2 separate regions of the Homo sapiens genome follow, and region 1 is linked to region 2. Evidence: chromatin loops called from intact Hi-C (ENCODE). Cell type or tissue: HCT116. All regions are shown on one strand. Region 1 has its middle 86 kb from the start of SRGAP2-AS1. Region 2 has its middle 140 kb from the start of SRGAP2-AS1.

What was found. A loop is a pair of places that touch in the nucleus more often than their neighbours do. Peaks named below come from ENCODE experiments on the same cell type or tissue, not always from the same donor. Only the 100,000 strongest peaks of a DNase experiment are listed, where the experiment ranks them.
Region 1: it touches region 2 in a loop (10-fold over the local background); 5 of 110 quality-filtered maps call a loop at or near these places.

The regions. Positions count from the first base shown.
Region 1 is chr1:121,481,871-121,486,870 of GRCh38, forward strand. No RefSeq gene overlaps it. Among named protein-coding and RNA genes, the nearest start is that of SRGAP2-AS1, 86 kb to the left of the region's middle. In HCT116, no CTCF peak of the experiment used is centred here; a DNase peak (open chromatin) is centred at 2,251.
Region 2 is chr1:121,534,669-121,539,668 of GRCh38, forward strand. It overlaps the pseudogene EMBP1. Among named protein-coding and RNA genes, the nearest start is that of SRGAP2-AS1, 140 kb to the left of the region's middle. RefSeq lists an enhancer at 2,662-3,371. In HCT116, no CTCF peak of the experiment used is centred here; no DNase peak of the experiment used is centred here.

The DNA of each region.
Region 1 (5,000 bases), 53 kb before region 2:
GGCTACAGTAACCAAAACAGCATGGTACTGGTATCAAAACAGAGATATAGACCAATGGAACAGAACAGAGCCCTCAGAAATAATGTCACATATCTACAACTATCTGATCTTTGACAAACCTGAGAAAAACAAGCAATGGGGAAAGGATTCCCTATTTAATAAATGGTGCTGGGAAAACTGGCTAGTCATATGTAGAAAACTGAAGCTGGATCCCTTCCTTACACCTTACACAAAAATTAATTCAAGATGGATTAAAGACTTAAATGTTAGACCTAAAACCATAAAAGCCCTAGAAGAAAACCTAGGCAATACCATTCAGGACATAGGCATGGGTAAGGACTTCATGTCTAAAACAACAAAAGCCATGGCAACAAAAGCCAAAATTGACAAATGGGATCTAATTAAACTAAAGAGCTTCTGCACAACAAAAGAAACTGCCATCAGAGTGAACAGGCAACCTACAGAATAGGAGAAAATTTTTGCAATCTACTTGTCTGACAAAGGGCTAATATCCAGAATCTAGAAAGAACTCAAACAAATTTAGAAGAAAAAACAAACAACCCCATCAAAAAGTGGGCAAAGGATATGAACAGACACTTCTCAAAAGAAGACATTTATGCATCCAAAAGACACATGATAAAATTCTCATCATCACTGGCCATCAGAGAAATGCAAATCAAAACCACAATGAGATACCATCTCACACCAGTTACAATGGCGGTCATTAAAAAGCCAGGAAACAACAGATGCTAGAGAGGATGTGGAGAAATATGAATGCTTTTACAGTGTTGGTGGGAGTGTAAACTAGTTCAACTGTTCTGGAAGACAATGTGGTGATTCCTCAAGGATCTAGTACTAGAAATACCATTTGACCCAGCCATCCCATTACTGGGTATATACCCAAAGGATTATAAATCATGCTGCTATAAAGGCACATGCACACGTATGTTTATTGTGGCACTATTCACAATAGCAAAGACTTGGAACCAACCCAAATGTCCATGAATGATAAACTGAATTTAAAAAATGTGGCACTTATACACCATGGAATACTATGCAGCCATAAAAAAGGATGAGTTCATGTCCTTTGTAGGGACATGGATGAAGCTGGGAACCATCATTCTTAGCAAATTATCGCAAGAACAAAAATCCAAACCCCACATGTTCTCACTCATAGGTGGGAATTGATCAATGAGAACACTTGGACACAGGAAGGGGAACATCATGCACCCGGGCCTGTCATGGGGTAGGGGGAGGGGGGAGGGAAAGCATTAGGAGATATACCTAATGTAGATGATCAGTTAATGGATGCAGCACACCAACATGGCACATGTATACATATGTAACAAACCTGCACGATGTGCATATGTACCCTAGAACTTAAAGTATAATTTAAAAAAAGAAAAAAAAGAGGGGGGAGGGGGAGAGGGAAGTTCATGCATTAAAATAAAAAAGAATGGGGACATATGAGAAGATTCAGATGACTGAGCATTTCTAAAATCCTCCAATTTAATGAAATATCCTTTACTAGCAGAAGCAGCTCCTATTTCTCCTCATGAAAAAGCAGATTCTTACTTGCAAAAAGATCTGGTTACAAAGTTATGTGAGGCACTTAACCTTACAAAAAGAACTTAATCCTCCTTAATCCTCACCCATATTGTACCTATGACCACAGTTGAATCCCAGCATGTCCCCTACCAAATTGCAAGAATGTGATTTTTTAATACAGTAACTGCCTGGGAATATTTGTGGGAATGGTCTCTGAAGGAGTAACAATTTCGATCACTGTAATAGGACATTGCAGTAGTTTACTATACTAATTACATTATGCTGATAGAATCTGGTGAGCTGAAAGTAGCAGGTATTCAAATGCTGTGGTAAAATTATTCACACCAGAGGATAGAAGATAAATAACCTCTTCCCTAAATACAAGTGGCTTCACCTCAGTCAAACTTTAGGAGCTTCATGCCAACCATAGTCTGGGGTATGTTGGACTTTCTTCACCAAAATGAAGAAAACATGCTACAATGCCATTGCTTTTCACTAAGATACAAACATGAAAATCATTGAGTGTCTTTTCACTTGCGTGACAACACATACACATATAGGTATTCAGTAAACACCAGGTTTGAGTGAGGCTGAGCCCATCATGAACACAGTATCATCTGAACTATCAAGTCATAAAATCATGAGTGTTCAGCAGCATACTTTCATGAATTGGAGATAAAATAAAGATAATCAAGCATGAGCTCTCAAGCAAGATGCAAGTGTATTGCATCAGCAAATGACTCACATTTCCAGCATATGCCTGCAGAAGCACACATGAGGGTGGATTCTGAGAATTCTTGATTAGGGATGTCAAGTGGGAGAACACAAGGCTGTGAAAGGAGAGTTTAGGTTGGGAAAACACTCTTCTGGGATAAAGGACTAATGTAATGTCCAGGACTCAAGCAGATGGCACAAATTCACTACCAGGATAGTCCCTAGAAATATGAATTATGCCCCATGCATAAATTATCATATCTAGTAGTGGAAAAAAAATAAAAGTTTCAGAGGTTTAGGTGTGCTAGAGTCAAATATTAGTGAGGGCCAGAAAAACCCACAATTTTCCAATTCTTCCTTGGGAGGGCTCTGAGGATACCATTTATGGCAGCAATTAAAATGTCCTGGGGAGAGGAGAAACAGCAACAGTAAAGTGTTCAGTGGTGACTCTCCTCCCTAACAAAGTAAGAGCGGTTGTTACAGAACTAGGCTCATTGATAATAACAGTGGTGATTAGAAATAATAGAGGCTAGATGGGTTATGGCACTTAACCAAAAGAAGCTAAATGGACACAATTACTGTAATGAATGGAAAGCTTAGAGGGACAGCCAAGGGTCTTGACCCACAGAGGTCTATGGAAACAGTTAGAACATAACACCCTTAGAACAAAATAAATAGGCAGTCAACAAGGGTATTCAACTGTACAATAAAAAGAAAGCAAGGATGGATAACCAGGAGGCTAAAGGAAATTACCCCAATAAAACTCAAGGCCCTTTGTCTAGGAATTATTACTTAGGATTGTGTAGTAAATAAAATCTTGGTTCAAATTTGCTTCATTGGGGTTCCCTGGGTCTGGAGACCCATTTGGCAATCACTCATCTAGTCTCTGATTGCATAATTAAAAAAATATTTGGTTTTGGCATAATATATATGTTAGATTCTTAGACTCCAGAACAAGAGTTATTATAATAGGGAAGGCTAAGTGGAAACTTCTGAAAATTCCCCTAATCCCAACCAAGATAGTTAATCAAAACTAATATTATGTCTCAAGGTCATGCAGGAATTACTGCCATTCTTAAACACCTAAAGCATGGAGAAATGGTGATCTCTAACATATCCCATTTAACTCATCAGTCTGCCCACCCTTTCCACCCCCAAATATGTATATAATTCCTGTGCTATGACAGTGCAGTATTGCAAACTTAACTAAGCAGTAGTCCTAGTTGCAGCTGCTATGCCAGATGTGGTACCCTTGCTAGAGTAGATTAACACAGCCTCAGGAATACAGACATTTGTGTTAGTCTGCTGGAGCTGCCATAACAAAATATCACAGATGGAGTGGCTTAAAGAACATAAAAATTTATCTATTTTACATTTCTGGAGGCTGGAAATCCAAGATCAAGATTTCAGCAGGTTTGGTTTCTCCTTGGTCTGTGGATGACCACCTTCTCTTTGTGTTCTCACATGGACTTTGCTCTGTATATGCACATCCTTGGTGTCTCTTCCTGTTTTTATGAGGGCATAATAGATGTGTATTTTGTGTCATTATGGCTTCATTTAACCTTATGTCTTCATTTAACCTTAGTTACCTTTTAAAGGCCCTATCTCCAAATATGGCCATATTGAAAGGTACTGGGATTAAGCTTCAACATATGAATTCCAGGACCTAGCTAATGCATCTTTTTCCCTCCTTATCAAAAAAAAATCAGAAATAGTTTATATTTACTTGGAATAGACAACAGTACTTTTCCTATCTTACCTTGAGTCTAGGTTTGTCTTCTCTCCCTTCTGTCATAATATATTCTGAAGATACCCAGACTAACTCAAACTCCTGCAGAATATCACATGGGTCTATATCAATATCTATTTCAATGACACCATGACTATCACATGGGTCTATATCAATATCTATTTCAATGACACCATGACTATCACATGAGTCTATATCAATGTCTATTTCAATGACACCGTGCTAATCAGATTGGATGTGCAAGAACCAGCTAGTATATTAAGGTCCGTGGTAAGACATTTAAACTCCAGAGGGTGAGAAATAAATCCTATGGAGATTCAGGGGCTCATCACTTCAGTTTGATTTTTAGGTCTCCAGTATGTATGGCCTGCTAGAATTACCCTTCTGAAATAAAAGAAACATTTATTCTTCGTTGTCCACTATGCAGAAGTAAGCACAGGTCTGGTAGTTCCTTTCAGGTTAGGTGCAGCATTTTCCATAGCTGAGAATACTTCTCTGACCCATATAGTAGTTGACATGAAATACTGTCCAGAACAGGGAAGGTCTCTACAACATATCCAGGCAGACTCATGGGCTGCCATGCTGCTTGGGCCACAAAACTGAGCAGAACCTATGATATTAGAGGTATTATTGGTAGGAAAAGTTGCTACATGGGGTTTATGGCAAGCCCAAATAGGAAAAACATAGCTGACATTTTGGGAACTGGAGCAATGCCATGTTATCTGCACCAAAGGATTACATACTTTTCAAAAAAGAGCTTCTTTTGTTTCCACTGGAGTTCTAGATGGGTGCAGTAAGAGACCATGAGGCCAGAGTAGTCCATTAGTACTGTAAGACTCACAAAGTGTTAAAGTTGAGCAGAACCAGCAGCAATGAGGATGGAAGTGATGTATCTAGGATGGTGCATAAGCAGAGTCAGAGGGCCCAATAACCTGAATGAGAAGATAGATTGGGCCTCATGGCACCCACCGCATTTGCAACAGTACCT
Region 2 (5,000 bases):
TCAAGGATATTGGTCTAAAATTCTCTTTTTTGGTTGTGTCTCTGCCCGGCTTTGGTATCAGAATGATGCTGGCCTCATAAAATGAGTTAGGGAGGATTCCTTCTTTTTCTATTGATTGGAATAGTTTCAGAAGGAATGGTACCAGTTCCTCCTTGTACCTCTGGTAGAATTCGGCTGTGAATCCATCTGGTCCTGGACTCTTTTTGGTTGGTAAACTATTGATTATTGCCACAATTTCAGAGCCTGTTATTGGTCTATTCAGAGATTCAACTTCTTCCTGGTTTAGTCTTGGGAGAGTGTATGTGTCGAGGAATGTATCCATTTCTTCTAGATTTTCTAGTTTATTTGCGTAGAGGTGTTTGTAGTATTCTCTGATGGTAGTTTGTATTTCTGTGGGATCGGTGGTGATATCCCTTTTATCATTTTTTATTGTGTCTATTTGATTCTTCTCTCTTTTTTTCTTTATTAGTCTTGCTAGCGGTCTATCAATTTTGTTGATCCTTTCAAAAAAACCAGCTCCTGGATTCATTGATTTTTTGAAGGGTTTTTTGTGTCTCTATTTCCTTCAGTACTGCTCTGATTTTAGTTATTTCTTGCCTTCTGCTAGCTTTTGAATGTGTTTGCTCTTGCTTTTCTAGTTCTTTTAATTGTGATGTTAGGGTGTCAATTTTGGATCTTTCCTGCTTTCTCTTGTAGGCATTTAGTGCTATAAATTTCCCTCTACACACTGCTTTGAATGCGTCCCAGAGATTCTGGTATGTGGTGTCTTTGTTCTCGTTGGTTTCAAAGAACATCTTTATTTCTGCCTTCATTTTGTTATGTACCCAGTAGTCATTCAGGAGCAGGTTGTTCAGTTTCCATGTAGTTGAGCGGCTTTGAGTGAGATTCTTAATCCTGAGTTCTAGTTTGATTGCACTGTGGTCTGAGAGATAGTTTGTTATAATTTCTGTTCTTTTACATTTGCTGAGGAGAGCTTTACTTCCAACTATGTGGTCAATTTTGGAATAGGTGTGGTGTGGTGCTGAAAAAAATGTATATTCTGTTGATTTGGGGTGGAGAGTTCTGTAGATGTCTATTAGGTCCACTTGGTGCAGAGCTGAGTTCAATTCCTGGGTATCCTTGTTGACTTTCTGTCTCGTTGATCTGTCTAATGTTGACAGTGTGGTGTTAAAGTCTCCCATTATTAATGTGTGGGAGTCTAAGTCTCTTTGTAGGTCACTCAGGACTTGCTTTATGAATCTGGGTGCTCCTGTATTGGGTGCATATATATTTAGGATAGTTAGCTCCTCATGTTGAATTGATCCCTTTACCATTATGTAATGGCCTTCTTTGTCTCTTTTGATCTTTGTTGGTTTAAAGTCTGTTTTATCAGAGACTAGGATTGCAACCCCTGCCTTTTTTTGTTTTCCATTGGCTTGGTAGATCTTCCTCCATCCTTTTATTTTGAGCCTATGTGTGTCTCTGCACGTGAGATGGGTTTCCTGAATACAGCACACTGATGGGTCTTGACTCTTTATCCAACTTGCCAGTCTGTGTCTTTTAATTGCAGAATTTAGTCCATTTACATTTAAAGTTAATATTGTTATGTGTGAATTTGATCCTGTCATTATGATGTTAGCTGGTGATTTTGCTCATTAGTTGATGCAGTTTCTTCCTAGTCTCGATGGTCTTTACATTTTGGCATGATTTTGCAGCGGCTGGTACCGGTTGTTCCTTTCCATGTTTAGCGCTTCCTTCAGGAGCTCTTTTAGGGCAGGCCTGGTGGTGACAAAATCTCTCAGCATTTGCTTGTCTATAAAGTATTTTATTTCTCCTTCACTTATGAAGCTTAGTTTGGCTGGATATGAAATTCTGGGTTGAAAATTCTTTTCTTTAAGAATGTTGAATATTGGCCCCCACTCTCTTCTGGCTTGTAGGGTTTCTGCCGAGAGATCCGCTGTTAGTCTGATGGGCTTTCCTTTGAGGGTAACCCGACCTTTCTCTCTGGCTGCCCTTAACATTTTTTCCTTCATTTCAACTTTGGTGAATCTGACAATTATGTGTCTTGGAGTTGCTCTTCTCGAGGAGTATCTTTGTGGCGTTCTCTGTATTTCCTGAATCTGAACGTTGGCCTGCCTTGCTAGATTGGGGAAGTTCTCCTGGATAATATCCTGCAGAGTGTTTTCCAACTTGGTTCCATTCTCCACATCACTTTCAGGTACACCAATCAGACGTAGATTTGGTCTTTTCACATAGTCCCATATTTCTTGGAGGCTTTGCTCATTTCTTTTTATTCTTTTTCCTCTAAACTTCCCTTCTCGCTTCATTTCATTCATTTCATCTTCCATCGCTGATACCCTTTCTTCCAGTTGATCGCATCGGCTCCTGAGGCTTCTGCATTCTTCACGTAGTTCTCGAGCCTTGGTTTTCAGCTCCATCAGCTCCTTTAAGCACTTCTCTGTATTGGTTATTCTAGTTATACATTCTTCTAAATTTTTTTCAAAGTTTTCAACTTCTTTGCCTTTGGTTTGAATGTCCTCCCGTAGCTCAGAGTAATTTGATCGTCTGAAGCCTTCTTCTCTCAGCTCGTCAAAATCATTCTCCATCCAGCTTTGTTCTGTTGCTGGTGAGGAACTGCGTTCCTTTGGAGGAGGAGAGGCGCTCTGCGTTTTAGAGTTTCCAGTTTTTCTGTTCTGTTTTTTCCCCATCTTTGTGGTTTTCTCTACTTTTGGTCTTTGATGATGGTGATGTACAGATGGGTTTTCGGTGTAGATGTCCTTTCTGGTTGTTAGTTTTCCTTCTAACAGACAGGACCCTCAGCTGCAGGTCTGTTGGAATACCCTGCCATGTGAGGTGTCAGTGTGCCCCTGCTGGGGGGTGCCTCCCAGTTAGGCTGCTCGGGGGTCAGGGGTCAGGGACCCACTTGAGGAGGCAGTCTGCCCGTTCTCAGATCTCCAGCTGCTTGCTGGGAGAACCACTGCTCTCTTCAAAGCTGTCAGACAGGGACATTTAAGTCTGCAGAGGTTACTGCTGTCTTTTTGTTTGTCTGTGCCCTGCCCCCAGAGGTGGAGCCTACAGAGGCAGGCAGGCCTCCTTGAGCTGTGGTGGGCTCCACCCAGTTCGAGCTTCCTGGCTCCTTTGTTTACCTAAGCAAGCCTGGGCAATGGCGGGCGCCCCTCCCCCAGCCTCGTTGCCGCCTTGCAGTTTGATCTCAGACTGCTGTGCTAGCAATCAGCGAGATTCCGTGGGCGTAGGACCCTCTGAGCCAGGTGTGGGATATAGTCTCGTGGTGCGCCGTTTCTTAAGCCGGTCTGAAAAGCGCAATATTCGGGTGGGAGTGACCCGATTTTCCAGGTGCGTCTGTCACCCCTTTCTTTGACTCGGAAAGGGAACTCCCTGACCCCTTGCGCTTCCCAGGTGAGGCAATGCCTCGCCCTGCTTCGGCTTGCGCACGGTGCGCACACACACTGGCCTGCGCCCACTGTCTGGCACTCCCTAGTGAGATGAACCCGGTACCTCAGATGGAAATGCAGAAATCACCCGTCTTCTGCGTCGCTCACGCTGGGAGCTGTAGACCGGAGCTGTTCCTATTCGGCCATCTTGGCTCCTCCCTCGGAATCTATTTCTTAAACACAGACATCAGAAGCTTAACCAACTCAACCTACTTCCTTGCAGGAGTGAGTCCGTGCTGCTGCACATGCCCCAGCCTGTGAATCCAGAGCTCACTACAGGGCGCATCACAGGACTGGTGGACAGGCTCAACCACTTCCGAGGTGAGTGTCACAATTTTTCTTAAACAAAGCTACTGCTCTTTGCTTTGTGAAGTGGTAATCCCTGTTCCTGGCCCGGTGGGAAAACATACCAGTAGCGTGCTGGGAATCTAATGTGGTGAGAACGTTTTACTGGGGGCGCACAAAGGAGGAAAATATTCCAGACATGCTAAGGCTAAGAATGGCTCCCCAGAAAACGGATACCTGAGAAAAGGGAGAATCAATTTTGATTTGCAGATACTCTTATGTTTTCATTAATTCCTGCTGGTACATCCATTACATAACTCTAGGTCAAGAAGAGAATTTGTATATCTGTTGGAAAACCTTTAGCCAGAGAAATTAAAGATGATATCAAATGAGTCACTGTGCTAAGGAGAAGCAACCAAGGAACTCCAAAATTAAACCCAGCCCTGCTTTCTCTGCTTTTTCTTTCACAGTTTTGGATTCCATGTTTCCAAAGTAATCTTAGTCTTTTAAATTCCTAAGAGTCATTAATCTGTTTTAGGAACAATATTAAAATTGTATAATTAGAATTTAAAACATCACAAACTATTATTAAATCAATAGTTAGGTTTTTCCAAATACACATCTAGTGTTTAACTGTCCTCTAGTCTTATGAACTGTTTCTCTATTTCTGTTTAATATGAATAGAAGGTGTGTGTGTGTGTGTGTGTGTGTGTGTGTGCAGCTGTGTGTTTCCCAATCTGATAACAATGGAATGTTTGCATTGAGCTTTTTGGGGGAGCATTTTTGTGACTTTGTGCAGCTTTTGTTTGTTCCCAAATGTCCCCATTCCAATGTATGGAGTTCATTCTTGTAAAAAATAATTATTATAACTTTCCTGTGTTCTTTTACTTTTTGCAAGTTGTAGTTGTTGGTTGCCTCTGTTAAGATGAAATGTTTCTTTAAGAGACTCATGTGAGAAAGCAATCTACACATTCTTTAACCAGCCTGGCAATGTTGGCAGCAGGGCACCGCTTACTCAACCAGTACAGCTGGGGCCTGGAAACGAAACAGTCAATGCTCAGGGCAGGAGCAAAAAATGGACTTTTTAATTGTTATTAGGCTGGTTATTTAATTAACCTGTTTGGAGGGTTTAACTCCTATTCTTTTATTCTAAATAGTGCTATTTAAAGCCATATTCCCACTGTTATAAAGAGACTAATTGTTTGCAATTATCCATTACTTACCTCTGCCTTGGCTTGATTAAACTTTAGTCTGTCTTTTTTCTTCCTTACAGACCCCTGAAAC